Linked DNA regions of Homo sapiens: region 2 is linked to region 1. The links are chromatin loops, found by intact Hi-C in ENCODE. Cell type or tissue: PC-9. All regions are shown on one strand. Links, peaks and the distances in the headings refer to the core of each region. The heading gives the core; the rest is flanking DNA.

Region 1 (16,462 bases), core at 5,226-13,225:
TGTGCCAAATGAGACACTGTGGACTCCCAAAACAAGGAGGGAGTGAGGCGGGGAGGGTTGAAAAATTACCTGCTGGGTACATGCCTGCTATTTGAGCAATGGGTATGCTAGAAACCCAATTCGCACCCGTATGCAATATACCTGTATAAGAAACATGCACATGTAGCCTCTAAATCCAAAATAAAATAAAATTTATTTTAAAATGTGCTAAACACATGTATTGATATTTGGAAGTTCTTCTGTTAAAAAAGATTTCAAGAGTGGTTCAGGATATCTTTATAATCTGAGCTATACTGCTACCACAGAGAGACACTTTCAGCATATAATATTTAATCCTATCATATATAAATATTAATCTTCCACGTTCTTGTAATTATACCTCAGTATACACCATGCTGCGACTTACACGTTAGCAATTTATATTACCAAAATTTAACCACACTTTAGGTAACAGTAGCAGAAAACCAATTCTGATTTATTATTTAAATCAAAGTTAGAGAGTTTTATTAAGAAGCCCTTTGGTGTCAACTTAATGGAAACCTCTTCTGCAAAGACTGATTTTTACACCCATTTTACTTTGTTTTTCCCATAATATTGTAACCTGAAATGCTTAAAACAGGACTGGAGATTAAAAATCTATGGGAGGTTAAAAATCTATGGTATTTCTTGTTCTTTTTATTGAACAAACATGTACATGTATCTCCCATATGTAAAGCTTTGTGATAGTGGCTGGAGGGATACAGAGATATAACCCAATTATTCTCTCCAAAGGCAAGTGGGGAAAATACATATGTACAAATTCCTCAAGGAAGAGGTGATACGTTATGTGCAGGGTTATTTGAAAAGTAGCCAGCTCAGGTTTCAAATGGTAATTGTGTGAAGATCTCTAAATCTCCTATCAGTGTCAAGGCCCAAACAGGCAGCTTCCCAGTGAACTATGAACCACAGCTGCAGTTTGACATGCAGTGCTTTTTAAAAATTTGATTTAGTTGTCAAACATCTAAAATTCAGAGTGTTTACATTAAAATAAATTAAAATTTTAATTTTAATCCAGATAAAGTGGGTAGATCTGGCAACATCAGGCTCCCATTTTGGCTTGGTAACGAATTGGCTGGTGCTGGATGTTGACTTTCCCTGTTAAACTGGGCATGTACCCTCCAGTTTACCATAGTCTGCATCACTCCTTATTGTATTACCTGCTCCTCACATTTGCCAATTAGAATAGTTCAGGAGAGTGGAACACAGGAAGGATTTTGCCTGAGATTCTTATAAGCTGTGATCCCAGTTCCTGTGAAGAGGAAAGAGATAAACTGTGATACAGTCACGCCAAGGCCTCAGTCTATTTCATGGAAGCTCTGATGCTGGGATGACCTTTTAATATTTTACTGACCTGAAACAAAGGCACTTGGTCTTTAGGACCCCTCCCCACCAATCACTGAATGTGGGCTACCTGCAGGTAGGACCTCGGTCAAGAGATTTTTCTGAAGGTAATTCCCTGAGAGTAACTCAGCTGAGATCTGGCAGCTACCAGCACTCGGCCAGTTGGGGGAACATGTGTCTAGCCTGGAAGGGGGATCTGCAGGACACACCACAGTATCCACTATAGTAATATTTTAGAGAGGCCTTCCTTGGCCACTCTAACTAAATTTTAGCACTCTCCCCACCGTGATACTTTACATTTTTCTTCTCTCTTTTATTTTTTTATTCTTAACTCTTATCACTTCTAACATGCTATGTACTTTTCTTATTTATTTATGGCATCTACTAGGACATCAGCTCCTTGAAGGAACAAATTTCTGCCTGTTTTATACTCTCATATATGCCCAATGACTGCAGCATGGACTGCCTTGCACAGAGCAGAATGAATGAATGAGCCCTCTGATCCTGGAGCCCACGAAGCTTAGGTTTGGAGGGTTACAGTCTTCAGAGAGCTTTTAAAGAACTGAGTGTGATGCCCACCTGAGAAGGAGCTCTCAGGTGGGTCATGCCTGGGGAGTCCAGCCATCAAGACCTCTTTCTCCATGTCAAAGTCAGGGACACTGGAGAAAATTGCTCTGAAGAAAAGCTGTATTCGTTAAGGATATACCACCAGTCCTTTCAATTTAAAGACAGATTGTATTCTGATGACCTAATAACCCGGAATGAAGAAGCTGATGAACTACATAGACAATTAGGAGTGATCATAAGTGGCTTCATGCTTTCAAATTGCTGAATGAGTGTTTAGTAATTTACTCCCCCCTAACAAAGAAGCAGCATTTACAATGAAGGCATATGAGGCCTGAATAATACATTTTTAGTTACCATATCCTAGATAGACAGGGAGAAATATCTTCATGGAAATCGGATCAGATCTTTCAATAATGCAGAGGCAGAGGCAAGAAATATGAGGAGTTGGAGGGCACTGGCAGGTGTCTTCAACAGCTGTACAGCTAAAATCTGTAAGTTACATGTCATTTGCAAGTGTAAGATACTATTACTTCTTGGACCAGTTCTTAATGGGGCCTCAACCTTACTTTCCAGATATGTGACAGTCTGGGTAGAAGCACACATATGTTCATATTTTTGTCCTTGGTGCACTACTCAAAATTTTAAATATTTTCTTTTCTTTTCTTGTCTTTTCTCCTTTTCCCCTCTCCCCTCCCAAGACCCATGCTGTTCACATGTGAATATCCTGATTGGCATGAAAGAATGGAAACCACTTGAGGAATTTTCTTTCTCCTTTCTCGGATAAATAAACAACTTTTCTCAGTTGTTACATGTCAAATTTTTTTATTTGTCAAAACATCTTAGAATTCACATCTGTATCCAAAGTTGAAAGTTACAAGCATTCATAATAAAACCACCTGTTTAACTGAAATATTTTCTTCATTAAACAAAATTGACTTATTTTATCTTAGCAATTCCAATACATGCAGGACTTAATATCATATTTTATAATTTTCTTAGTCACCTCTAATATTCCTAGACATTTCACATTTTAAATGAAGAATTTAGGAATATAATGAGTGGCAAATAGTTTTCAAGTCCTCTTACCAACTTCACAAATACAAGAAAACATTGATTTGATGTCCTTATGTTCGAATACCATCATTGTTTATTTTGAGACTATAACCAAACAAACTATATGGTTTAATTTTAATTTGGTGACTTCCCTTTCTCCATATATTCTCCTCCCTCTCTTTCATCTAAAAAGTAGTTTGAATTTTTTGAAGTATAGAAAGCAAAGAGAAGATTAGAGACACCAATTACTAACACATGACCAACTACTCTTAGCTCAATGGAGAAGTTTGAATCTTTCAAAAGAATGGTTAGGGTAGCTAAGGGGAGTAGATGAGGCCCCTGAAAAAGTTAAGATGAGAGTAAGGTTTTTATGAATGATGAGTCAGGCTGAACAGAACCAAGCAACTTGGTAAGTGAGTAAGTTAATTTACTAATACCGGTCTTTATTATGATAACTCTGGTAACTTTCCATACTGTTCTACTATTAAGTCCATAATTACTTAGTACAGTTTATTTCTTGAAGTTGTATTATTTGGTAGGTATAATGACCAAATGAGTTCTACTGGTCTATAGTAGAGTTTCCCCAAATGTCCAGTCCTGAGAGATGCAACAACAATGAAATGATTTCAAAGGTCAGATAGGTTTAAGAAATGCTTCAAACCAAACTGACCTCCCAGCTAATCCTGCATCCCATAGCACAGAAGTGATCTGCAATTCTCTATAGCTAATTTTAGGGGAGGTGAGTCAATATTTTGTTTGAATACTATGGAAAGAAAAACACAAGGAAAAAACAAGGAAGTAAATTTACCTAAAACCTTACAATTTTTAAAAGTATCAGAGTAAATACTTGAAGCTCTCTTCCCTATTCTTTTGATGTCATGCACACACACATCAGATGTGACTACTTTATCCTGGCTAGCAATCCACTGTTATTTTAATTCTTTGTTGGCTTAAACTAAAAAACCTATCCTTGTTAAATAGCTTACCATCTCTGCAGAGCAGCTCTTTTCTTCAGAACCCCATAAACAGACAAAACACCCAGGACATTCACATTTCCTGATGAGACCATTAGCATACATTCTATTTCCAAACTATGAAAATCAGCTACATTTTGATGACAAGTAGTGTAGTAAAACCAAGGAACCTTCTTTGTCAGTGAAGTGTGTCATATTTGAGCACATGGGATGTGACAATGTGTGCTTTGGGTCATTGGAGTCACAGTTGTCTTCCATTGAGGTGCCCTCTGAGTCTCCTCCAGCTTCTCATCCTCATGTCTCAGGTAGTTAGCCCTAGGAAGTGGACCCCAGAAAGGGAGAGGAGAGTGGGAAGTTGATTTCTAGATTACTTTCAATGTTCATTAAGTACCTCTTCTTCCTGAGAACGATTCTCTTCCAGTAAAACTCCAGACTTACAGCCGTTCAAAAGACTTTGAACCTTTTTTTTAATTAATTAATTAATTTATTACTATTATACTTCAAGTTTTAGGGTACTTGTGCACAATGTGCAGGTTAGTTACATATGTATACATGTGCCATGCTGGTGCACTGCACCCACTAACTCGTCATCTAGCATTAGGAATATCTCCCAATGCTATCCCTCCCCACTTCCCTGCAACCCACAACAGTCCCCAGAGTGTGATGTTCCCCTTCCTGTGTCCATGTGTTCTCATTGTTCAATTCCCATCTATGAGTGAGAATATGCGGTTTTGGTTTTTTGTTCTTGCGATAGTTTACTGAGAATGATGATTTCCAATTTCATCCATGTCCCTACAAAGGACATGAACTGATCATTTTTTATGGCTGCATAGTATTCCATGGTGTATATGTGCCACATTTTCTTAATCCAGTCTATCATTGTTGGACATTTGGGTTGGTTCCAAGTCTTTGCTATTGTGAATAATGCCGCAATAAACATACGTGTGCATGTGTCTTTATAACAGCATGATTTATACTCCTTTGGGTATATACCCAGTAATGGGATGGCTGGGTCAAATGGTATTTCTAGTTCTAGATCCCTGAGGAATCGCCACACTGACTTTGAACCTTTAAAACAGAACAGAAGCAGGAGTAGGGAAGATTTTCCCCATCTTTCCAGGATCACCAACATACAGAAGTAATAAAAAAAATGTATATAGCTTTTTCTTAGAGAAACATAAAACATTCAGCTCATGTGCTGTTTAAATTAAGAACAAGGAAATGAAAGATTTATTCAACAAGTAAAATAAATATTTTTAAAAGAATTATCAGGCACATTTTATGTCCAGTTTGGGGCAAAGAGTGAGAAGAAGAGTAGGAATGATAGTGAAGTAGAGTGAGGAAGAAGCTGTGTAAAGAGAAATGTGAAGTATAGATGCAGTAAGAAGGAAAAGGGAAAATGAGAGAGAAAAAAGGCAAAATAGTCACTAGGGGAGAGAGAGGGTAGAAGGTTTCCATAGATTGTGAAGTATAAATCACAAGCTTCAGCACACTAGGACCATAGATTCCAGGATGTTATTATTATCTATTTAATAATTCATTCGCTGGACACCCACCACATACCTCTTCTGACTTGGGGCCTCTTCTGACTTGGGGAATATGGTATAAAACAAAACAAAGCACCTCTTTTTTTTTTTTAACTTATAGGTGATAAACAAGAAAATATGTGTTAGACATATTCTATTAAGATAAAAACAAAGCAAGGGAATATTTAGTGACTGAAAACACTGTTTTAGATTATGTGGTCAGTATGGTCTGTGAGGAGATGAAATTTAAGCTGAGATGTAAATAGAGGGAAGAATCTGACTTTGTGACAATATGACAATCACTCCAGGCCAAAAAAACAGGTACAAAGTCCTCAAAGCAAGAAGGGGTTTACCAAGTTAGAGGAAAAGACCAAAGGTGAGTGCGGCTGAGGTATGAGGAAAAAAGAGGCATAATACAATGTAAAAGAGTGATTTTTAGGGCAGTGAAACTACTCTGCATGATACTACGATATTGGATACATGTTATCATAAATTTGTCCAAACCCACAGAATTTACAACACAAAAGTGAACCCTAATGTAAACTGTGGCTCTGGGTGATAATAATGCATTAGTGCAGGTTCATCATTCTGGTGAAGGATGTTGATAATGAGAAGGGTATGCATGTGTAGAGGCAGGGGCTATATAGGAAATCTCTGTATCTTACACTCAATGTTGCTGTGAGCCTAAAACTACTCTAAAAAATAGAATCTATTAATAGTAAATAAAGTCAGAGTGGTAGGCAAGAGCTAGATTATGAAACACTGTAAGGAGACTGCTAGTAGGCTATTGTAATAATCCAAGCTGGAGGTGATAGTGACTCAGACTGGTGTAATGGCTGTCAGAATAATGTGCTTTGGCAAAGAGTCAGTTAATTTACTAATGGGCTGCATGTTACAAATAAGAGAGAGAGAAGAATCAGAGTTGTTTAATGAAATTTGAGATTGAGGAGTAGGTGGCCGATGATGCCATGTACTGAGCTGAAGAAACACAGGGGATGTGGAGGTTTTCTGTTATTGGTTTCAGTTGCATGTAGTGTTGTGGGGCTGGAGAATCAGAAGATCTCTTTGGACATGTGAAGTCTATGGAGCCTATTAGACATCCAGGTGGTGTTGAGTAGGAAGCTGGATATACAGCTCTAGAGCTCTTACTAAAATTCTTAATTTTCGCAATTTCTTTCTCTACAGATTTTCTATACTCAGATACTTTAACATGAGGAAAGTAAACAGGAATAATGGTGAGAATGAATCTCTGCACTGTCACATCATTAATCAAAACAATACTAGCGGCAAGATCTAGATAAAATCAAACTCAGGATCAAAGCAAACACTGAGTCATGAGGTCCATTGTTTCAGCAGAAAGGAAGTACATTCTCTACATGGAAACTTGAGAGGTTAATACCCTAGAAATCTGTAAATACCAAACTGGTCAAGTAAAAGAAAATAGGAAAAGAGATTACCTTAATTTGGATAAATTAACTTGGTGGGAAATACTCTTATCAGAGATGAATGTTTTCTGCAAGGCTTAAGGATTTGGAACACTAATTAAAAGTTACAAAATATGTAGATTTCAAACATATTTGTTATTTTGCTTATGTTGATGTATAAAGCTGATGTCAGTTTCTAGTTAACTATTTTATTAATATAAAATATTATTCATAAGATATCTCACATCAATAGGACCTGATCTCTAAAAGGTCAATTGTGTGTGTGATTTATAGGCATAGCCTGAGCCCAGTGCTCAATGTCTAAGTTAAGATAGAATATTATTTGATTAGTCATATTGTTTTAGCAGTTGAAATAAAATATAAGGAAATATTAACATGACAATAGCAAGCCAAATAGATCTATTTTTATATCTATAGATGAAACACTGCTCCGTAAGATTATATTTGAAATAATTTGTCAATACTTATTAAAAAATTTCAAAGAATACCCCATGCCCCAACACTCCCTCTTCATCAAGAAGCTTCACAATTAGGAGGAATGGAATGTCTGGCAAACTTAATGCATTGTATTAAAGTCTATAAAAAACAAAAAAAAGGGACCGGGCATGGTGGCTCACGCTTGTAATCCCAGCACTTTGGGAGGCCAAGGCGGGCGGATCACGAGGTCAAGAGTTCGAAACCAGCTTGGCCAACACAGTGAAACACCGTCTCTACTAAAAATACAAAAATTAGCTGGGTGTGGTGGCGTGCACCTGTAATCCCAGCAACCTGGGAGACTGAGGCAGGAGAATCGCTTGAACCTGACAGGCAGAAGTTGCAGTGAGCCAAGATCCAAGATTGCATCACTGCGCTCCAGCCTGGGCAACAGAGCTAGACTCTGTCTCAAAACAAACAAACAAACAAAAACAAAAACAAACAAAAAACAAAAACGGGGCCGGGATTGGTGGCTCAGGCCTGTAATCCCAGTACTTTGGGAGGCCGAGGCTGGCGGATCACCTGAGGTTGGGAGCTTGGGACCAGACTGACCAACATGGAGAAACCCTGTCTCTACTAAAAATACAAAATTAGCCAAGTGTGGTGGTGCATGCCTGTAATCCCAGGTACTCAGGAGGCTAAGGCAGGAGAATTGCTTGAACCCAGGAGGCAGAGGTGGTGAGCGGCGATCGTACCATTGCACTCCAGCCTGGGCAACAACAGTGAAACTCCATCTCCAAAAAAAAAAAAAGCAGGCAATTTTTGGCCACCTACATGCATATAGTCAAAAATAATTACCTTAAATGCAGGGAGAAATTTGTTTCAAAGTATTTAAAATATGCTTAATTTTAAGAATTGAGATTAAAAATATGAATTCAAAATGAATTTTGTTGCCTTTAAATAAGCATTATACACTCATATGACTTTCTCACAAGTACAGAAATTGTGTGTGCGTGTGTGTGTGTGTGTTCATAATCCCTTGGAAATTTCTTTCATGTAAGAAACACATACACACACACAGTATTTCCAGAATTCCAGATTTTAAAAATGCAGTATTTCAGATTAAAACCCAGTCTTGAATCTTACGTGTGCATATTCTGGCAAATTTCCTGTATGTATTTTGTATGTACATATGTTTTTGAACATCTGTAATATATAAGACAGAAATGAATGAGGCTGGAAGCTGGTGTGCTGATAGGGAGAGTGTGCCTCTCACAGAGCCTTAGGCTGTACTTATTTCTCTTCTACAATGTTTTCACTTTCCTTTCCACATTAGGCCATATCGGTTAGGGTGTTAGCACTAACCTGCAACAATATATCTCATAGATAACAATACACCCAATCTTTGGACTCTTGGCTTCTCCAAGAAATAGATTATATTGGTATATTTTCCCAATGACTAAAGAAAATAAGGATTTATCTAGATACAGTTCATCACTGTTCAAACCCCTTGTATGAGAACTTTCTAGGTAGTCTTTAGGTTCTTTTCCAAGTATCTGTGACACCAACTACTTTTGAAGAGTGCTAAAATGTTACTTTGCTATTGTTTTACCTGGCAAAAAAATAAAGTTAAAAAATCATATTTGCCATTAATTTATCTTTACTTAACACTAGAAAATGAGCCAAAATGTAATTCATAATGAGAATTTCAGCTAAAGCAGAATGATGGTACTTAGCATAAGACTAAGGTGACAAAAATTTGGTATCATTTTCCTTATACAAGTAATTACTTGTTTCAATCATTGATTTATACAAGTAACTTACAAATATATTTCATTAAGAAGATATCAAATTATACCAAAGTATACTGAGTAAAAATCAATTTTGGATTTAAGGATGTTCAGAGCACATGCTATTATCTTCTCTGCCTACACCAAATCCATGTAAATAATAGCAAATATAAAAGGCATAAAAGTGGAATATGACTGAATGTCCTATTGAATGAATGAAAGGACACATAGCAACACCGAAAAAACAGAAGAAGCATGCCATGCAGGATTTTTTTTTAACACAAATGTGGTTTTTCTACACTAACAACCAATTCTCAGAAACCAACTGGTTGTCCAACCATTCAGTTTAATCCTGACATTAATTAGCTAAAGTTAGCACAGATCCCACAGGTTAAGGCTCGTTCACTTCAGACACTTAAACTGCAAATGGTGTCCCAGGTACTCATACTTCTACCAAGCCAACTACCAATTTGAGCATTCCCTCAACCCTCTTCTCAGATTTCATGATTCACTAGAATAACTTGGAGAATTCAGGAAAATACTTGGCTTATGTTTACTGGTTTATTAAAAAGGATATAATTCAGAAACAGCCAACTGGAAAAGATGCATAGGGCAAGGCATGGGAGGGGCGATGGCATAGTTTCCATACCTTCTAGGGGTGTACCAACCCACCCAGCACTTCAATGTGTTCACCAACACAGAAACTCAGGGAATCTTGTTCAAGATTCTTTATAAACCAATCTCCAATCCCATTCCGCTTCCTGGGGGTCGGGGAATGGGGCTGAAAGTTCCCATCCTCCAATCATGTTTTTAGTATTTCTGGTGATCAGTTCCTATCCTGAAGCTATAGTAGGCTCCACTTTGACTCACCTCACTAGCATAAGTTCATGTGTGGTGGAACAGCAAAAGGCATCCTATGACTCAGGACATTCCAATGGCTTTAGTACTTCTGTGCCAGGAACTGAGGACAAAGATCAAATATATTTTATTTTATTTATTTATTTATTTATTTTAAGACAGAGTCTTGCTCTGTTGCCCAGGCTGGAGTGCAGTGGCATGATCTCTGCTCACTGCAACCTCCACCTCATGGGTTCAAGTGATTCTCCTGCCTCAGCCTCCCAAGTAGCTGGGATTACAGGCACCTGCCTCCACGCCTGGCTAATTTCTGTATTTTTAGTAGAGACGGGGTTTCACCATGTTGGCCAGGTTTGTTTCAAACTCCTGACTTCAAGTGATCCACCCACTTCAGCCTCCCAAAGTGCTGGGATTACAGGCATGAACCACCATGCCTGGCCAGATAATTTTATTGTATCAAAAGTGGCTATATGATATTTATGAAACATACCTAAAATAAAGTAGCATTGAAAATAATGGTTAAATATATATCAGGAAAATGCTATTAAAATGAAAACAATTGTAGTATTAATGAATATTAATGAATATCAGATAAGATAGACTTTAAAGTAAAAAGCTCAAAGAGATATTTACTATTAATATAAAAGACAGTCCACGAAGAGGGTAGATCTCAGAGACTTTAAATGCCCAGCAACACAGCCTAAAGATACATAAAGCAAAAGCTGAGAAAATGACATATCGACCATAATTTGGTTAGCCTTTAATAAACCTTTCTCAGAAATCAGCAGATAAAATAGACAATCATAAAATACAGAGGATTTGGGTAACACAATGAAAAGTTTATCTATATAGATATATACCTCAGCCCAGGTAAAAGAGGTAGTATTTTAAAACACACATGGAATATTCACAGGTATTGTCCATTACTCAGATACAGAGAAAGTCTTAGTAATTTTTTAAAAAATTAATATAATACAGGTCATGTTCACCTAGCATAATGCAATGTTGTTTCTAAAATAAAGTAAATATTTATACCTGAGAAATTTTCAAAACTTTTTATTGCAGCATTGGTTTGTAAAAAACAAAATTAGAAAGCAACCCAATAAATAAATAAATAAAAGCCACCCCTATTCAAAATCTGCATTTGAAAACTAAAGAAAAAAGTAGAAATCTGCATTTGAAAACTAAAGAAAAAAGTAGAAATCTGCCTTTGCCATCAATCAATCCCCATTCTCCATTTCTCAGGTAACTACTATTACTGTTATAGTATCTGTCATTCCAGATTTATTCCCTATGTGCTTACATGTTTTGGCTGATTGATTGATAGGTAGATAACAGAATCTAGAACCATAGCGCATTGCTTCGTGACTATAGTGTAGATACAGTCATACTACAGATTAGTTTATGCTGTATATATTATTCTACAACTTTCTTTACACTTAGCAGTTCTATGCCAGTATGCCATTATCTCATTCTTTTTAAATGTTGAATAGTATTTTATAGTATGTTTGTACTATGTTTAATTTAGCCACTACCCCACTGATGAAAATTTAGGTTGTGAAAAAAATGGTTCAGTTTTACAATCTTTTAAGCATCCATTAAAAGGTCTTTAAAATGTCTCTCTGGAGATATATCTGAGCAGTTTCCCAGTCTAAAAATCTGAAAATTAAATTGCTAGGCTGAAGTGTATATTCATTTTTAATTCACATAGGTGAATTACCAAAATGCTTTTCAAAATGACTCTTCTAGTTTACACATCCAACAAAGTATTCGAAAGTACTGAGTATTATCAGCCTTTTAAATGTTTTTGCCAAATTGATCTTTCTGTTTTAAACTACAGCTTTAAATTACACATGACTGAGCATATTTTATTAGTTCATTAGCCATTTTCATGTTTTCTTCTATGAATTGCCTATTTCTAACTTTTTTCCCATTTTTTTGTTTGGCTGTCTTTTTATTGATTTATACAAGTTCTTCATGTATTCTGGATATTAAATCATTGTATTATACATTATTATATTTTATTTCAGCCTTGTCTTGCTTTATAATTTTGTTATCTTTCCTTATACCAGCATTTTTTAAAATTTTGATATTAAAAGTTACATAATTTAAAAGGATTTTGCAAAGCCTTCACTAATATTCCAAAACACTTTCTCAGCAGTCAGTAAAACACTCAAAATAAGTTTGTTCATGTTTTAAGACAACAAAATTAGGTGTTTTCTAAAAGATATGAAGACATTTAAATTGTTTTAATTTTAATAACAATATTTGAATTTGTATGCATTAATTCAAAAGTGTTTCGAGATAAGGAGGCATCATGAATAACTTGAAAAGACAGGGACAGTTACTTGACATTTGGAAAAAATTCTGTTTAGATCCTCACCTTATACCATATACAAAAACAAAATCAGACAATTAAGAAATTTAAAGTTATAAAAAGATATCAAACCATTAAAAATGTGTAAGATAGGTGAATATTTATCTGATCTTTGAATAGGGTAAGATTTTCTGAGATTAAAAATTCTGGAACAAATTATTATTTTTAATTTTTTTAATTTTAATGTTTTTGGGGTACAGTTGGTTTTTGGTTACATGGATAAGTTCTTGAGTGGTGATTTCTGAGATTTAGTGCATCTGTCACCTAAGCAGTCTACACTGTACCTAATATCTAGCCTTTTATCCGTCACCCTCCCTAAGTTCCCCAAGTCCATTTCATCACTCTTATGCCTTTTCATTCTTGTAACTTAGCTCCCACTTACAAGTGAGAACATATGATATTTGGTTTTCCATTCCTGAGTTACTCCACTTAGAAAAATGGCATCCAGCTCCATCCAAGTTGCTACAAAGACATTGTTTCATTCCTTTTTATGGCTGAGTAGTATACCATGTTATAGATGTAATACATTTCTTTAATCCATTCATTGGTTGATGGGTACTTAGATTGGTTCCATATATTTGCAACTGTGAACTGTGCTGCTATAAACAAGTGTGTGCATGTGTTTTTTTCATATAATGATTTCTTTTCCTTTGGGTAGATACCCAGTAGTGGAATTGCTGGAGCAAATGGTAGCTCTACTTTTAGTTCCTTAAGGAACCTCCATACTGTTTTCCAAATGTACTAATTTACATTCCCACCAGCAGTGTAGAAGTGTTCCCTTCTCACCACATCCACACTAACGTCTCTTGGTTTTTGACTTTTTAATTATGGCCATTCTTGCAGGAGTGAGGTGGTATCTCATTGTGATTTTAATTTGTATTTCCCTGATGGTTAGTGATATTGAGCATTTTTTCGTTTGTTGGCTGTGTGTATATCTTGAGAAATGTCTTGTATCCATTGCCCACTTTTTGATGGGTTTATTTTTTTTTCTTGCTGAAAGGAACAATTTTTTAAAAAAAGACTGATTAATCTGAATTCTAAATGACTCAAAAATAAAATTTTTATTATATTTTATTTGAGTCTAAATGATACTTAACAACTAAAAATTTTAATAAATGCAATACACAAAAGACTCACATTTTAGCTTTAAAAAATTCCCATGGAAATTTATAAGAAAATACCAAGATACCCAAGGGATAACAGAGTAAAGCACTTAAACAATTCACAAAAGAAGAAACACAGATAAAAAAGATTTCAAATTTGCAGTCATCAAAGAAATCAAATTAAAACTGCATAAAATATTTGGCAAAAAAAAATCAGCAACTGTTACTGGATTTAGTTTAAAAATGAGCCAATTCTGCTGAGAATAAAAATTAGAGTTAAGGTTAAGCTTAGAAGAACATGCCCCTTCTCTCCTGATAAAACTGGCATGTATCAAAAATATTAAAATGGTCAGACTTGAGCATTTGGCCTGGGAGTTTTTATTCTAATAATCAATTCTAAGGAGACAATCCAAAATGCAGATAAAAATATAAGCCCAAAGGTTTTTTTTAATAATATTAATAAAAGCTTAAAATGCAAAAAAGAAATAACCTAATCACTCAACATTATAACTTCATACAATAAGTATTTATTGCTCACCTACAATGTGCCAGCCCTGCTAAAGGGTTAGAGAGTTAGTGCACAATAAGGCAGATAAGGAGCTCATGATCCAGAGGGGCCAGAGTAAACAGTAAATGAATGACTATCTCCTAGAGTCTCCCAGCAGCCTGCCTCTGCAGATCTGGGGGAAAGTCCTACAGGCAGAGGAAATGGCAGTGCAAAGGTCCTGAGCTCCAGGAAGGAACTAGATTTTCAAGACTTTGCAAAGAAAAAAAAAAAAGAGGAAGAAAAAGAAGACAGTCATAAAAGCCCACGTTGCTGAGCTGCTGAACACAGTATTAAGGCAATTCCACAATAAGAAAATAACTAAACAATACATGTATGTTGTAAAACACTGTTTAGCGTAAGTGATATAAATTTGCAAAGGGTTTTCAGTAATATGGGAAATGCTTATAATATCATGTCATGTAAAAAAGTAGGAACAAAACTTTATGTATTTTACTGTCACAGCTATGGAAAAATTGCATAGAAGACTCACTGGAAAGAAAACTGCAGTGTTAAGAATAATTGCTCCTAAGAGAGCAGAGCAGGACTTTTTTCTCTCTTTTTTGACAGTATTTTATTATTTTCAAATTCTCTATAAAGAGAACATATTAATTTAATAAGCCAGGAATGTTTAAAACTGGAGAATAAAGAAAACATACCCAGTGAATATTTCACTCAGCTTACAAAAAAATCAACCTAAAGCTACACATCTCAGCATTCCTTCACGTAGGCTGCAGAGATTTTTCATTACCTTGTGCTAGCAGGGCATGGTTTTAATGCTTCTAATGCATGCCTTTTATTTGGCTGTCCTGTTGATGCATTTTACTGAAGTCACATTTACAGAAGCCCCTGAACAAGACACTTAAGCTGCCTTCACACCACTGTCTCTTCTCTCACTTTCAGCCATCCCATTTCCACCCCCACTAAATTTAATATGCTGAAATATGAGAGAATTTGAGTGCTAGCTTTGCTCAGATGATGGAGGATCTTGACAGCAACTCCATCCCCTTGTAAAAACTCTCAGTCAGCATGAAACCTACTTAGTATAATAAACACCACAGCATGAACTATTTTTGCAGGTGAGTTGTCTTGTGGGCAGCCCACCCATAAATTAAGAGGACAGGCTAGAACAAGAAAAGTTGCTCCAACAAGAAGAGGGGGAAATAGAGTTTAGCCTCGAACCCCCCACAGACTGAAGGTCATAGGCCTGCTGAGACTGACAATTCATTATAATTTATTAGTGAGAGCATTTTTCCTTAAACCAGCAGGAGCATTAGAACCTGACACATTACTTTTAAAAACTCAATAGAAACTGAAAAGGTTTGCAGAGGACATGAGATATATGGAACACCAGAAAGGAAGGCAAAGCTTATGGCTTGTCAACCAAACTTGGATTTTCTTATAAGCAAAAGGACTTTCCAAATGTTATTGGAATCTTAGTGGGTGCTATAATAGCGAAATTATAAACTCCTGGGATCCCTCCTCTAACTTACTGTTAGTTTTCAGAGTTTCTAGAATTATCTATAAAATATTGTGCAGGAATTAATAACTCATGTCATTACTAATATAAGTAAGGCCTAATCTATTTCAACTCCCAATATGAACAAATTTTACCATATTGATTTTTAACATTGCAGCTATCCAATGAGTCTTCAAAAGAGCATTTTTAAAAGTGTATCCCATGTAATATTAATTTTTGCATGGCATTCTTCAGAAAAAAAATTTAAAGATTCTGCAGTCAAATAAGTTTGGGGAACTCCGATATCCCCTGGATTCTCAATGTCTATTGCTGTATTAAAGGTTTTGAGAAACCTGGAAGTAAAGAAAACTATTTGAACCATATATAACTTTTGAATATTTTTGCACAAGGTATCTTTTAACACAAATGCTCTAGAGAAATTTGAAATAAGCTGTCTTAAAACAGTGTTGCCTGCCTCTCAGAACTATAATGAAGAAAAAAAATTATCAACTATGAATGGCCCAAACATCAGGTGCTGATAAGAAAATTGCTGCACCGTCATTTGGTGGCATTTATTTTTATTTCCCTTCCAGAGATCCTACAATCTTAGTGAGATCCTAGTTTTAAATGTGATTGGGATCTCAATGTAATTAAATTAAATGTGATTGGGGTAGAGGGGGGAATTGAGTGGTTCACCCAGCAGCCCTCCTTTTTCTTGACACCGTCTCTCCTCTTTCCCTTTCATAATGTCATATGATATAAAAGGGTATCTAACCTAATACAGCAGATACTCTGATATCCAACATGTGTTTCCTTGCATAGGGTACACCTGGTATCTAATTAATTAGAGGAGCAACCAAATTATGATTTTATTTCTGAATTCTAGAGTTCCTACAAAATGTACACTTCAATGTGAACATAGTAAAATACTTAATATCAGGAAAAACAATTTCTTATATTTATTTTCATTCTACT
Region 2 (16,462 bases), core at 3,814-11,813, 97 kb before region 1:
TAGAAAAAGCATCTTATAGTTTGCCCTGTAAGTGAACTTGGGCAAAGAAACAAATATAGGGACAAAGATTCAGCAAGAAAGTTGAATCTTTTTCAAAAATAAAGAATATGATTGACAAATATTTAATGACTCCACATTTAGAATCGAATCATTGAATATGTTTTTGGTAAAGGATATATGTGAAACTTAACTCTAAATGTCCTATATTTTTAAAATAATGTATACAAAAACACATTTTTAAAACCAAATTGTTTACTATTCATGCTCAAAGTATTTGCAATTCACTAGAAACCTAAAAATACTATTTTCAAAAATTATTACATAACAAATTCCTATTCGTTGTAGAAAACTAGGAGATACAAATAAATTTAAAGAAATAAATTCACACCATGGAATACTATGCAACCATAAAAAAGGATGAGTTCATGTCCTTTGTACAGACATGGATGAAGGTGGAAACCACCATTCTCAGCAAAACTATCGCAAGGACAAAAAACCAAACACTGCATGTTCTCACTCATAGGTGGGAATTGAACAATGAGAACACTTGGACACAGGAAGAGGAACATCACACACCAGGGCCTGTTGTAGGGTGGGGGAAGGGGGGAGGGGTAGCATTAGGAGATATACCTAATGTAAATGACGAGTTAATGGGTGCAGCACACCAACATGGCACCTGTATACATACGTAACAAACCTGCACGTTGTGCACACATACCCTAGAACTTAAAGTACAATAAAAAAAAAGAAATAAATTCAGATCACCTGTATTTCCACCATCCTGTAGTAACTATTATTAACATGTGTATATGTATGTATGTGTGTGTATATCTATATGTGTGTATATATACATATATATGTATATGTGTATATACATATATAAGCATATATATGTATATGTGTATATACATATATAAGCATATATATGTATATGTGTATATACATATATAAGCATATATATGTATATATACATATATAATACACACACACACAGATACTTTTTTCCACCCATATTTATAAATGTAGTTTTTCTTAACAAAAATAAGATGCCACTATAAATGTTTTTGTAATTTAATTTTTTTTCCTTCATTCCATAGCCTTTCAACAAATATTAAACTTTCCCTTCTTTACAAGATGGTGTCTGAGTACAGGGGTAGCTTACGTATTCAGATAGCTCTACAATCCATAGAGACCATCTTTCTGGTCTCTTGTACCAGTTTGAAATCATGCATCCCCACTTGCCAAGTCTGCAGATGATAAACCCTTGATCTATTTTCTGGCATGGGCCTTTCCCAAGGGTAGGTCTTGTGGCTTGATGATGCACCACCCTCGGCACACTGATGCTTACCTCTGAGTCCAGCTTTGGGCTGCCTGTTTGCCTGGTATCACCTCTATGCTTTGAAGACAGAAAGTCTTTAAAATTAAGACTTTAAGGGAGGAGCCAAGATGGCCGAATAGGAACAGCTCCGGTCTACAGCTCCCAGCGTGAGCGACGTGGAAGACAGGTGATTTCTGCATTTCCATCTGAGGTACCGGGTTCATCTCACTAGGGAGTGCCAGACAGTGGGCGCAGGTCAGTGGGTGCGCGCACCGTGCGCGAGCCGAAGCAGGGCGAGGCATTGCCTCACTTGGGAAGCGCAAGGGGTCAGGGAGTTCCGTTTCCGAGTCAAAGAAAGGGGTGACGGACGCACCTGGAAAATCGGGTCACTCCCACCGGAATACTGCGCTTTTCCGACCGGCTTAAAAAAGGGGCGCGCCACAAGATTATATCCCGCACCTGGCTTGTACGGTCCTACGCCCACGGAGTCTCGCTGATTACTAGCACAGCAGTCTGAGATCAAACTGCAAGGCGGCAGCGAGGCTGGGGGAGGGGCGCCCGCCATTGCCCAGGCTTGCTTAGGTAAACAAAGCAGCCAGGAAGCTCGAACTGGGTGGAGCCCACCACAGCTCAAGGAGGCCTGCCTGCCTCTGTAGGCTCCACCTCTGGGGGCAGGGCACAGACAAACAAAAAGACAGCAGTAACCTCTGCAGACTTAAATGTCCCTGTCTGACAGCTTTGAAGAGAGCAGTGGTTCTCCCAGCACGCAGCTGGAGATCTGAGAATGGGCAGACTGCCTCCTCAAGTGGGTCCCTGACCCCTGACCCCCGAGCAGCCTAACTGGGAGGCACCCCACAGCAGGGGCACACTGGCATCTCACGCGGCAGGGTATTCCAACAGACCAGCAGCTGAGGGTCCCGTCTGTTAGAAGGAAAACTAACAAACAGAAAGGACATCCACACCAAAAACCCATCTGTACATCACCATCATCAAAGACCAAAAGTAGATAAAACCACAAAGATGGGGAAAAAACAGAACAGAAAAACTGGAAACTCTAAAAAGCAGAGCGCCTCTCCTCCTCCAAAGGAACGCAGTTCCTCACCAGCAACGGAACAAAGCTGGATGGAGAATGACTTTGACGAGCTGAGAGAAGAAGGCTTTAGACGATCAAATTACTCTGAGCTACAGGAGGACATTCAAACCAAAGGCAAAGAAGTTGAAAACTTTGAAAAAAATTTAGAAGAATGTATAACTAGAATAACCAATACAGAGAAGTGCTTAAAGGAGCTGATGGAGCTGAAAACCAAGGCTCGAGAACTACGTGAAGAATGCAGAAGCCTCAGGAGCCGATGCGATCAACTGGAAGAAAGGGTATCAGCGATGGAAGATGAAATGAATGAAATGAAGCGAGATGGGAAGTTTAGAGAAAAAAGAATAAAAAGAAATGAGGAAAGCCTCCAAGAAATATGGGACTATGTGAAAAGACCAAATCTACGTCTGATTGGTGTACCTGAAAGTGATGGGGAGAATGGAACCAAGTTGGAAAACACTCTGCAGGATATTATCCAGGAGAACTTCCCCAATCTAGCAAGGCAGGCCAACATTCAGATTCAGGAAATACAGAGAATGCCACAGAGATACTCCTCGAGAAGAGCAACTCCAAGATACATAATTGTCAGATTCACCAAAGTTGAAATGAAGGAAAAAATGTTAAGAGCAGCCAGAGAGAAAGGTCGGGTTACCCTCAAAGGGAAGCCCATCAGACTAACAGCGGATCTCTCGGCAGAAACCCTACAAGCCAGAAGAGAGTGGGGGCCAATATTCAATATTCTTAAAGAAAAGAATTTTCAACCCAGAATTTCATATCCAGCCAAACTAAGCTTCATAAGTGAAGGAGAAATAAAATACTTTACAGACAAGCAAATGCTGAGAGATTTTGTCACCACCAGGCCTGCCCTAAAAGAGCTCCTGAAGGAAGCGCTAAACATGGAAAGGAGCAACGGGTACCAGCCGCTGCAAAATCATGCCAAAATGTAAAGACCATCGAGACTAGGAAGAAACTGCATCAACTAACGAGCAAAATCACCAGCTAACATCATAATGACAGGATCAAATTCACACATAACAATATTAACTTTAAATGTAAATGGACTAAATGCTCCAATTAAAAGACACAGACTGGCAAATTGGATAAAGAGTCAAGACCCATCAGTGTGCTGTATTCAGGAAACCCATCTCACGTGCAGAGACACATATAGGCTCAAAATAAAAGGATGGAGGAAGATCTACCAAGCAAATGGAAAACAAAAAAAGGCAGGGGTTGCAATCCTAGTCTCTGATAAAACAGACTTTAAACCAACAAAGATCAAAAGAGACAAAGAAGGCCATTACATAATGGTAAAGGGATCAATACAACAAGAAGAGCTAACTATCCTAAATATATATGCACCCAATACAGGAGCACCCAGATTCATAAAGCAAGTCCTGAGTGACCTACAAAGAGACTTAGACTCCAACACATTAATAGTGGGAGAGTTTAACACCCCACTGTCAACATTAGACAGATCAACGAGACAGAAAGTCAACAAGGATACCCAGGAATTGAACTCAGCTCTGCACCAAGCGGACCTAATAGACATCTACAGAACTCTCCACCCCAAATCAATAGAATATACATTTTTTTCAGCACCACACCACACCTATTCCAAAATTGACCACATACTTGGAAGTAAAGCTCTCCTCAGCAAATGTAAAAGAACAGAGATTATAACAAACTGTCTCTCAGGCCACAGTGCAATCAAACTAGAACTCAGGATTAAGAATCTCACTCAAAACCGCTCAACTACATGGAAACTGAACAACCTGCTCCTGAATGACTACTGGGTACATAACGAAATGAAGGCAGAAATAAAGATGTTCTTTGAAACCAACGAGAGCAAAGACACAACATACCAGAATCTCTGGGACACATTCAAAACATTGTGTAGAGGGAAATTTATAGCACTAAATGCCCACAAGAGAAAGCAGGAAAGATCCAAAATTGACACCCTAACATCACAATTAAAAGAACTAGAAAACCAAGAGCAAACACATTCAAAAGCTAGCAGAAGGCAAGAAATAACTAAAATCAGAGCAGAACTGAAGGAAATAGAGACACAAAAAACTCTTCAAAAAATTAATGAATCCAGGAGCTGGTTTTTTGAAAGGATCAACAAAATTGATAAACCGCTAGCAAGACTAATAAAGAAAAAAAGAGTGAAGAATCAAATAGACACAATAAAAAATGATAAAGGGGATATCACCACCGATCCCACAGAAATACAAACTACCATCAGAGAATACTACAAACACCTCTACGCAAATAAACTAGAAAATCTAGAAGAAATGGATAAATTCCTCGACACATACACTGTCCCAAGACTAAACCAGGAAGAAATTGAATCTCTGAATAGACCAATAACAGGAGCTGAAATTGTGGCAATAATCAATAGCTTACCAACCAAAAAGAGTCCAGGACCAGATGGATTCACAGCTGAATTCTACCAGAGGTACAAGGAGGAACTGGTACCATTCCTTCTGAAACTATTCCAATCAATAGAAAAAGAGGGAATCCTCCCTAACTCATTTTATGAGGCCAGCATCATTCTGATACCAAAGCTGGGCAGAGACACAACCAAAAAAGAGAATTTTAGACCAATATCCTTGATGAACATTGATGCAAAAATCCTCAATAAAATACTGGCAAACCGAATCCAGCAGCACATCAAAAAGCTTATCCACCATGATCAAGTGGGCTTCATCCCTGGGATGCAAGGCTGGTTCAATATACGCAAATCAATAAATGTAATCCAGCATATAAACAGAGCCAAAGACAAAAACCACATGATTATCTCAATAGATGCAGAAAAAGCCTTTGACAAAATTCAACAACCCTTCATGCTAAAAACTCTCAATAAATTAGGTATTGATGGGACGTATTTCAAAATAATAAGAGCTATCTATGACAAACCCACAGCCAATATCATACTGAATGGGCAAGAACTGGAAGCATTCCCTTTGAAAACTAGCACAAGACAGGGATGCCCTCTCTCACCACTCCTATTCAACATAGTGTTGGAAGTTCTGGCCAGGGCAATTAGGCAGGAGAAGGAAATAAAGGGTATTCAATTAGGAAAAGAGGAAATCAAATTGTCCCTGTTTGCAGATGACATGATTGTATATCTAGAAAACCCCACTGTCTCAACCCAAAATCTGCTTAAGCTGATAAGCAACTTCAGCAAAGTCTCAGGATACAAAATCAATGTACAAAAATCACAAGCATTCTTATACACCAACAACAGACAAACAGAGAGCCAAATCATGAGTGAACTCCCATTTACAATTGCTTCAAAGAGAATAAAATACCTAGGAATCCAACTTACAAGGGACGTGAAGGACCTCTTCAAGGAGAACTACAAACCACTGCTCAAGGAAATAAAAGAGGATACAAACAAATGGAATAACATTCCATGCTTATGGGTAGGAAGAATCAATATCGTGAAAATGGCCATACTGCCCAAGGTAATTTACAGATTCAATGCCATCCCCATCAAGCTACCAATGCCTTTCTTCACAGAATTGGAAAAAACTACTTTAAAGTTCATATGGAACCAAAAAAGAGCCCGCATCGCCAAGTCAATCCTAAGCCAAAAGAACAAAGCTGGAGGCATCACACTACCTGACTTCAAACTATACTACAAGGCTACAGTCACCAAAACAGCATGGTACTGGTACCAAAACAGAGATATAGATCAATGGAACATAACAGAGCCCTCAGAAATAATGCCGCATATCTACAACTATCTGATCTTTGACAAACCTGAGAAAAACAAGCAGTGGGGAAAGGATTCCCTATTTAATAAATGGTGCTGGGAAAACAGGCTAGCCATATGTAGAAAGCTGAAACTGGATCCCTTCCTTGCAACTTATACAAAAATCAATTCAAGATGGATTAAAGACTTAAACGTTAGACCTAAAACCATAAAAACCTTAGAAGAAAACCTAGGCATTACCATTCAGGACATAGGCATGGGCAAGGACTTCATGTCTAAAACACCAAAAGCAATGGCAACAAAAGACAAAATTGACAAATGGGATCTAATTAAACTAAAGAGTTTCTGCACAGCAAAAGAAACTACCATCAGAGTGAACAGGCAACCTACAAAATGGGAGAAAATTTTCGCAACATACTCATATGACAAAGGGCTAATATCCAGAATCTACAATGAACTCAAACAAATTTAGAAGAAAAAAACAAGCAACCCCATCAAAAAGTGGGCAAAGACATGAACAGACACTTCTCAAAAGAAGACATTTATGCAGCCAAAAAACACATGAAAAATGCTCATCATCACTGGCCATCAGAGAAATGCAAATCAAAACCACAATGAGATACCATCTCACACCAGTTAGAATGGCAATCATTAAAAAGTCAGGAAACAACAGGTGCTGGAGAGGATGTGGAGAAATAGGAACACTTTTACACTGTTGGTGGGACTGTAAACTAGTTCAACCATTGTGGAAGTCAGTGTGGCGATTCCTCAGGGATCTAGAACTAGAAATACCATTTGACCCAGCCATCCCATTACTGGGTATATACCCAAAGGACTATAAATCATGCTGCTATAAAGACACATGCACACGTATGTTTATTGCGGCATTATTCACAATAGCAAAGACTTGGAACCAACCCAAATGTCCATCAATGATAGACTGGATTAAGAAAATGTGGCACATATACACCATGGAATACTATGCAGCCATAAAAAATGATGAGTTCATGTCCTTTGTAGGGACATGGATGAAATTGGAAATCATCATTCTCAGTAAACTATCACAAGAACAAAAAACCAAACACCGCATATTCTCACTCATAGGTGGGAATTGAACAATGAGATCACATGGACACAGGAAGGGGAATATCACACTCTGGGGACTGTTGTGGGGTTGGGGGAGGGTGGAGGGATAGCACTGGGAGATATACCTAATGCTAGATGATGAGTTAGTGGGTGCAGCGCACCAGCATGGCACTTGTATACGTATGTAACTAACCTGCACAATGTGCACATGTACCCTAAAACTTAAAGTATAATAAAAAAAAAAAAAAGAAAGGAAAAAAAAGACTTCAATTCTCAGTTGTGCCCAGTGTTCTTCCCTGGGCCTATGACAATCTCTGACTCTTTGTCAACCACATACAGCCTATGGAGCCCTGACCCCTCTCTGCTTTAAGCTGGCCATGTTGCCATTTCTACTCTCCTGTTGGTGCAGGCCATTCTACAGTTCTCCTTAAGGGGTAGCAAATGAGAATCAAAGCACATGCTCTTGGCTTCCCATTCAAAAACGTGCTCTTTCTGTGGTGTTCAACCCATAAGGGTGGAAAAAAGGACATTCACATTTGACTCCTTGCTGCCCCTCCCTTTGTCTCTGGGTCCTCCTCTCTGGCCCCAGGAAAGTCTTGCATAATTTTCCAGATTTTTTTCTGCTTTATCATCTACTCTGTGGTCAGTCCTTTAAGCTCTGACTCATTGAAACATGCAATTTTTCCCATTTCTCATTAAAGCCTGGCTTTTGAAAGTCAAAAGTATTTGCTTTTAAGCTATTAACTCTCTATGGATTTAATAACCTCTGTTTTGAAACTTAAAGTCAAGCAATGATTCCCTTGTTCTTGGCAGCCCCCCACCCACTTCCACATGGCAATGAATTCCTCTGAACCATTGGGTAGGGCAGCTGCCAAACAACTCTAAAAGGGGATTACCACAAGACACATTGGTTTGATATCTCAAAAATGGCATCCTTTATATCACTGGAAGTGAAATTGTTGAGTCAAAGAAAATGTATATTTTAAAGACTTTAAGTACATGTTAGTTATCCTCCAGTAGACTATTAAGAGTGGCCTTTTAAACCTAAAAAAGTTAATATAAAAAATGAGTATTAGCATATTTTCATATTTGTCAAATAAAAATAATAAATAGTATCTTATTACTTTAATTGCTAAAAGCATGAACAAATTTGATAGACAACTTGGTAGTTATATTAACTCAATCATTTGATAAATATATATAGGTTCCATATGTGTGTTACGTAATGGGAAAAAATCTGCAAGACATATTCTATGACTCATATTCAAGAGGCTCACAGGCCAATGGGAACACAGCTTGTAAATAAGTAATTGCCTCTGAACGTCAAAATGAAGAGTGATAGGAATAAACTTTTACACATTCAATGTTTTAAAAAATTCCATGAGTCACTGGGCTTGGTGGCTCATGCCTGTAATACCAGCACTTTGGGAGGCTGAAGCAGGCTGATCGCTTGAGCCCAAGAGTTCAAGACCACCCTGGGCAACATGGCAAAACTCCATCTCTACTAAAAATACAAAAAATTAGCTGGGCTTGGTGGCATGTGCCTGTAGTCCCACATATTCAGGAAGCTGAGGCGGGAGGAGCACCTGAGTCTGGGAAGTCAAGCCTGCAGTGAATATAGAGCATGCCACTGTACTCCAGCCTGGGCGACAGAGTGAAATCCTGTCTAAAGAAAGAAAGAAAAATACATTCCATGAGTCCACACTGATACTTATAAAGGGTTTTTCTTTTCCTTTGCTTTTAGGGAGGGAGAAATGGAAAAGTTTTCTTTATTCTTTTAAAAAGCCAACTAATAAATGTAGAGGGAATTAAAGAAACAGGAAGTAATTCATTTACTGGCATCTAGCATCATAACAATAATTGACTCAGTTAGGAATCATCATTAGATGCTAGAATTATGGGATGAAAACTTGTTGAGAGCAGCATATGGAAAAATTGAGTTGAGGGACACTCTATTATTAAATTACCAAATTTAACATCAACAGTAATGGGAAAAAACTGACATTATGTACCTTTGATGTGATGTGATAAAGAGTATACAATATCATCATCTATGTATATTCTTGCCAAAAATGTTTAACCTAAATTAATCATAAAGAAACATTCAAGTCAGACAAATTCAAATGGAAGCACATTCTGTAAACAACTGCCCAGAATTCTTTAAAAATGTCAACACCACAAAACCTACTCTGTGTCAGTCCATTTGAATTACTATAAAGAAATACCTGAGACTGGGTGGTTTACAAAGAAAAGAGATATCTTTTGGCTCATGGTTCTGCAGGCCATACAAGAATGGCACCAACATCTGCTCAGTTTCTGGTGAGACCTCAGGAAGCTTACAATCATGGCAGAAGGCCAAGAGGAGCAGGCATATCACAAGGCAAGAAAGGGAATAAGAAAGAGAGGGGAAACTCCTAGACTCTTAAACAACCAAATCTCGTGTGGACTAAGTGAGAACTCACTCATTACTATGGGGAGGCCACCAAGCTATTCATGAGGGATCTACCTCCATGGCCCAAACACTTCCCACCAGGTCCCACCTCCAACATTTGGAATCACCTTTCAAGATGAGATTTGGAGGGGACAAATATCCAAACCATATCACATTCCCATTATGCCCCCTCCCAAAAGGCTATGAAACTTTTCTAGATCAAATAAGACAAAAGATATATACCAACGAAATACTACAAGTAACTACTGATTGGATCCTGAATCCAAAAACACTTTAAAAGAAATTATTGGGCAATGGAGGAATATTTAAATAGGAACAAGTATATTAGATAATAGTTTCATTTCAATATTAAATATTCTGAATATGGCTGTGAAGGAAAATGTCCTTGTTATTAAGAGATGCACTCTGAAGTATCTAGTGGTGAAATAGAGTGATATTTACAAGTAACTTTCAAATGGTGGAGAGAGAAAAAGAGGAGATGGAGGGAAAGAGAAAGAAAACATTGCAAACTAGGTGAATCTAGATGAAGGGTATATCCATTATACTATTTGGTCACATCCCATACTTCTGAATTATTTTGAAATAAATACTTGGGGAAAAACATTAAGTGATTGTAAAAAATAATAATTCCCGTACACCACGAAAATGGCATGAGAAAGGCAGTAATTACGAACAGAGATGGCATAAACCTTTCTCCTCTTTTCTTCTCCGTGTACCTCTACTTCTTGGTGACAGTACACTATCCTGTGCCTGAAACACCATCTGATGCCAATGACTGACTAAGTGATATCTCTAGTTCTGTCTTGTCTTCTGAATTTTTTACTGCTGAATCCCCATTGCCTGGCACCTAGTAGGTCAAATGCTTGAGAATGAATGAATACATTCTGCTTGGAGGAGAGAAGGGCAATGTCATTGGGTAAGAGATTCTTTATCTAGATCTTTAAAAGTGAGTAGATGTTAGTAGTAAGGTGAATGGGAAGATGGCCTGTACATCCGTAGTTGACTCTTTCTCCAATGCCTTGGTCTAGACAATAAATGATCAACACAAGCTGAGGCAGAGAGGTGGGGCAGGGGGAGAAGTGGAGCGTGCCCATCCTGTATGATAGTAATGACAGATCCTCAGCTAGTTGTTTTTCTGTGGTAAAGTAGACCAAGAATTTCCAACTCTGATTTTAAGAAGAAACTGAAAATCTACAGATTTCTGGAAATTTTCTCAATTATTAAAAGTCTTCTTTTTAAATTTATTTTAAGTTCTAGGATATATGTGCAGGATGTGCAGGTTTGTTACATAGGTAAACGTGTGCCATGGTGGTTTGCTGCACCTATCAATCCATCACCTAGGTATTAAGCCCCTCAGGCTCAAACAAAATAAGTATTCTGGATGAATGACACAGTTTGCAGTCCCAGATCTGAAACATGATTAGTAGCAAAAGATAAGTAGGGCCAGCAGAAAGAACAAATCTTGGAGACTCTTGTGAAAGATATGCTATAAGAGATAGAGCCAGGTTTTAGGGGAAGATTAAGTATGTTTGATGAGAGAGACAGAAAAAATGATCACCAGTCAAATCGGAAGAAGGGAGACAAGTCCTAAATAAGACATTTAAAAAAAACCTGTTAGTCATTGGGGCACAAAAAAACATAACCTCAAAAGAGGGTCACACACACATACACAACAAGATAGCTTCACCTTTAAAAGTGAGCCCAGTATAGTGTTAGCTTCCCAGAGCCCCTCTGCTCTGGAGGGACCTGGGAGTACAGTGGAGCCTGGCAGAAGAGGTGTTTGTAGTAAGAATTGGAGAGTGGGGCCTGTCCAAGTGGAACTGAAGCAAAAATTTCATGTTGAATCTCCCTGGGTTCACACAGATCATTCCAGGAGTCCTGCTTCCACTGGAGAGGGCAAGAACTGAAAAGCAGTGGGCACGGGCACTGGAGCTTGATAGCACATTCCCAACTCTGTAATCTTCCCTCAATCACCCCCTCACCAATTTTGCCTTTTGTTTTCCCTAAGAAACATAGAAATGTTTGTCCAACTGGAGGAAACATTGATAGCATCTGTAATTTGCATTATTTTGCTTTTTTGGTCTCCATATTTACAACCATTCAATGTCTGTTTTTGAGCATCTGCTTGGTGCCAGGCACTGTATCAGGTACTAGAGACACAGCAAAGAGCAAGACAGATCATTAAATAAAGATATTACTTGTATATAAAAATAAATCCTATAAAAGTCAAGGCATGATTTTTTTCAGGAAAAAAAAAATAGAAGTATGTTTAGACAAAATCTACAGGACAAGGAGATTACAGTGAGTTAGTCTCAGAGAACACCAATTTAAATTTTCATTCAATCATTCACTATTTTTACAATAATTTATTGATTATTGACTATTGCTCAGCTATAGAAGATACTAGAGAGAAAAAAAACAAATTTTTACTGTTTGAGAGTTCACATTCTAAGGAGGAAGCTCAACATTTATATAAATAAATAATTATGATATGTATAATAAGAATAGAGGTTTGAGCAAAGTGTTTAGGATCTCAGTGAAGGAAGAAATTAATTCTACTTAAGGGTCTGAGAAGTCTTCTCTGGAAAGTAGAGAAGAAATCTGGATTTGTTTGGTGATGTACTAAGAAATGGTCATAAATTGTAAATACTGAATAGAAAATATATTAGAGAGACCTGTAGAAATTAAGAACTGAAGGGGAGTGGTCTTGGGAAGAAGTTTTATGAAAGTGGACCTGTGCTGTACAGTACTAGGAAAGAGACAAAGTTGACTGCGGGAACTGTACATAAATGGGATGTCTGGCTTTACCCTTCCACCACATGTGAGGCTTTTGGAACAAAACGTTAATAGAAGGTGTGGGGATATTGATACAAATTATATCCTGATAACTTGTGAAACAATTTGCATCTCATCATTTTAAAATCCCCATAATCTTCTCAAATCAGGCCGAGAACCTTCAGGATCTGTTACACTTGTGTAAGAAGGTGGTGGGATGCAATTCCCTATGATGGATTCAGGCAGTCTTTTCCCACACTCAGTGGAGTACCAAGGGTGAAAGGCAAAACAGCATTTAACACAGGCAGGAAGAGGCTGCAATGTAGAGAATTTTTTAAAAAATAATAAAACTGGCCAAAAATTAGTTCACTTTTTATTTTCACCATGAGTGCACAATTCTTACCCATGTCAGTGATAAAACGCTTCTTCCCAAAATATGTTCTCTAAGTTCCAAGCAATTATTGTGATTGCTGTTTGAGTTCTAATGTGAAAGCTGTAAGTGATCACATTTTTTGTTACTCCTCATTTAATAGGCATTATTTTTGACATGGAAGTTAACACAGAGTTCCCAGTTTTACAGCTATACTACAACACACACACAGACTCAGCTATACATGTTCATTTAGAAAGTAGTTCATAACAGGTTAAAATTATTTGAGCCTGTGTAACTTATGTCTGCAACCCCTAAGAGACTACGAAGTCTTTCATTTAAATAGTAGATACGAACTAAACAGGGATAGCTGTGTGGATTTTTTTCTTCTCTGATTTTTTTTGTTGTTGTTGCAAATGAGGTTAATCACACACACACAAAATTTGCAAATAGCTAGTGTTATTCTTGAACGATGAGCAGTGAAAACCAGCTTTAAAATCCTTTCTTGATTGGCTCACAAAAATTGTGAAATATTCCATTTACCATTTCATAAAAAAAGAGAATCAAATTTTGAGAATAAAATTCTCTTCATTGTCTGTGTTTATTTTCTGGCCATGAGTTATTGTTTATTTCTTAATTATTCTGAAAATAATTATGTTGTAATGAGGAAGGGATGTTCATAAATGATCCCCTCTGAGTGTCAAGAATGCTGGGCACATTAGTACCTATTCACAAACTTCTCTAGCAGTGAGCTGAAGCAGCTAGAGGAAGTTTAAGGCAAAGAAGCAAAAGTCAGCTCTTCCCCAAATGTGGCTGTCTTCAGAAACTTGGTTTCCTAGAACTCATGGACTCAACGGTGAATGTGGTTGGGGGACTCATGGTTTTAGTGGAAACTGAGTATTACAATTTTCAAAACACTTGAAACTCCATTTGTAAAATTCTCACAGGTAGACATTCCATAAACAAAAGATGTTAGTATATTACCATAAATAACTCAAGTTATTATGATTACTCAAGTTATATTGTATGCTGATTTAAGGTACCTTTTATCATAGAAGAGAAATAAAAGATCTTTTGCATCAATGAGAGTGCTTGAATAAATCACTCCTGTGAATTAACATGTCACAGAAGAGAAGCGGACCCCGATATAACAGATTCAATGGATAAGAAGGAGGGACAAAATTCTGCATCACCAGTTTGAGATGTACTTCCAAAATCCACCTTCTAATGGACAGAAAAAGCAAGGCCATGTGGAAATTGTCTATAACACTATTTAAGGGATATTTTCTGTCATTGGTTACATTCAGCATTGATTTGTCATTTTGATTTCATTAGTGGTCCTTATGACTTGGATGCTCACATTCTGCTTGAGGAGCTATAATTACATTTTGTCAACCAAGCTAATCTGATTTTTGCATGCACAATAACTTCCAGATCTAACCTACTTCAAGAGTCCTATGCTGTTGCTGCTGCTTCTACTGCTACTACCACAAATAGTGATGTGTCACAGAACTTTAAAGAGTTTTTAAAAGTATTTAGATAAATAATCTCTCCCCAAGTTTCTTAAAATTAGAACTGCGTGTGATATAATAATAATCAAATCTGGAGATATACATGTTAAGTGCTCATGCTGGCACTTCTCTTCCCACACCAATGCAGACATTACTAACCACTCTTTAGCACTAAGCCTAGATACCCCTCTGAGTCTTTCACAATTATCAGTGGATGTCCAGGCAGCCACTAACCTATCATCTTGTATTGGCATTACAAGAGAAAATATAGTTTCTATTCCTGATATAGTGTAATTTATCATTTTACAGATAAAGAAATGCTCAAAAAGGACTGCACAGTAAATTAGTTGCAGAGTTAGGACAAGAACATATCTTATCTCCTGACTCTCAGCCCAGTACCCTTTCTACTGTCTCATGTGTAGTTTTCCGTAACATAACACCCAAATGACTAATCAGATTCTGGTTTCAAAATTTAAAAACTCACAATGACTTTTAAATTTCATTATTCAGAAAGCTGTTCTAATAAAGAGACTTTGGTCCAATATATTTACTACCTCATCTGGTCACCATCCTTTACACAGCAAGTATAATCAGTTATCTCTAGGGGGCAGAGGGTGATTTCAGCAGTTGCTGAAATACATGCATTTATAAAGACTGCTAGCATTTTTACATCCTACAAAAATGCACAGAACCAATCCCAAAACATCACCAACCCTCAAATAGAAGGATTCTAGCTACATGTGAGGGGGGGTAGCTGATCAAAGTCAGCTGAGACTAATAAACATGAAAAAGAAGAGCTGAAGAGAAAGACAGATGCCGATGAGTACTTCTCACCATTTAAGACAACTTATAATTCTAACCATTCTGCTAAAAACAGACAACGGACTGATTGCTATTGTTTTACTGATTAACTATTCTCTCTGCTTTGTCCCAAAAGGCACCCTGGCAAACTTTGCTTAGTAAATATTGACACCTGTACACCAAGCTGGCTAATGCCATTGGCTCTTCAGCAATCTTCCCATCTGTTGCCTGAGAATTTTAAGCAACGTATTTTGGGAATCTTGCTCTCTTTCCATTGTAAACTGTAAAAAATGCTACCCAGAAGCTAATCCGAAAGCCACATGGCCCTAGAGGGGTCTGTGGTAAGTAAAGGGAAATGTAGTCTAATATGTAAAATGCATATCCCACTGGCCTCCGCGGCCACCCTGTCTTTAGTTAACAGCATGCCAGGGTAATCTGCTTAGTTACCAAGTGGGGCTTTTTTCCCTCTTCCCCATGAGATCACCCAGACCACGATCAAAGCCCAAACACACTCTCTGCCAGCTCTATTGTTCCCCAGAGTGGGATTAATGACTAATTATGTCAGGTCACTCATCCAGATGGCCTCTCAGATGTTCCTTTGTCATTGTCTGACCTTCCATATGCCCCTTTGACCTTGAGGTTTATTTCCATGGAAACATGAAGCCTCAGTTTCCTTGCTGAGATTGCCAAGAATTGGCCAAAAGGAGGGATACAGGATAATCTACCCATAGTTTGTATTCTGCTTCCATCTCATGCCTTGTTAAATCCAATGAATAGATAAAAAATGCTATCTGGTCCCAGCTGAGTGATGACCATGGTCATGATTCTATGTTACATGCTATGTTTTTTAAATTAGCAGACAGCTTTGTACATGGAAACGTGCATTCAATTTGAAGAACATCAATCGCCATAATGTGATCTTTTTATCTCATTAATGTTAAGCAAGGGTAATAGAATGGAATTACAAAATATCACTGTGAAAGGAATACAATTCAGAGAATTATAGATATCCTCCATTAAAGCCCTAGAGATGTTTGGATAAGTCAACTTGTTCAGTTTCATAAATTAAAGATTCTTTACTCACTACCTTTTCTGGGGTTTAAATTCTAGCCTCAGATGTTGATCTTAATCTGAAGAAGGATTTTAAGGTTGTTAGTAAAATAGAAAAAATTTCCTCAAAACTACCAAATAAGTAAATAAAAATAGAATAGGAGACTGACTCATGAACTCAATTAAATAAAAAAGGCTGGATATGTATTTGCATGGGATAAAATGTATTTCCCTTCATAGTTTAAAGAGGACTAAGGAATAATTTAAATGCCTAAAACAGGGAGGCTA

The links. A loop is a pair of places that touch in the nucleus more often than their neighbours do. Peaks named below come from ENCODE experiments on the same cell type or tissue, not always from the same donor. Only the 100,000 strongest peaks of a DNase experiment are listed, where the experiment ranks them.
Region 2: a loop joins it to region 1, with 10 times the contacts of the local background. A loop is called at or near these places in 2 of 110 quality-filtered maps.

What each region holds. Positions count from the first base shown.
Region 1 is chr6:100,290,603-100,307,064 of GRCh38, forward strand. No RefSeq gene overlaps it. Among named protein-coding and RNA genes, the nearest start is that of SIM1-AS1, 95 kb to the right of the region's middle. RefSeq lists an enhancer at 9,871-10,165. In PC-9, for the core only: no CTCF peak of the experiment used is centred there; DNase peaks (open chromatin) are centred at 6,349, 6,819, 9,779 and 10,029; H3K4me3 peaks cover 1,941 bases; H3K27ac peaks cover 6,607 bases.
Region 2 is chr6:100,195,029-100,211,490 of GRCh38, forward strand. No RefSeq gene overlaps it. Among named protein-coding and RNA genes, the nearest start is that of SIM1-AS1, 190 kb to the right of the region's middle. RefSeq lists an enhancer at 15,008-16,462. In PC-9, for the core only: no CTCF peak of the experiment used is centred there; DNase peaks (open chromatin) are centred at 7,833 and 8,513; H3K27ac peaks cover 2,040 bases.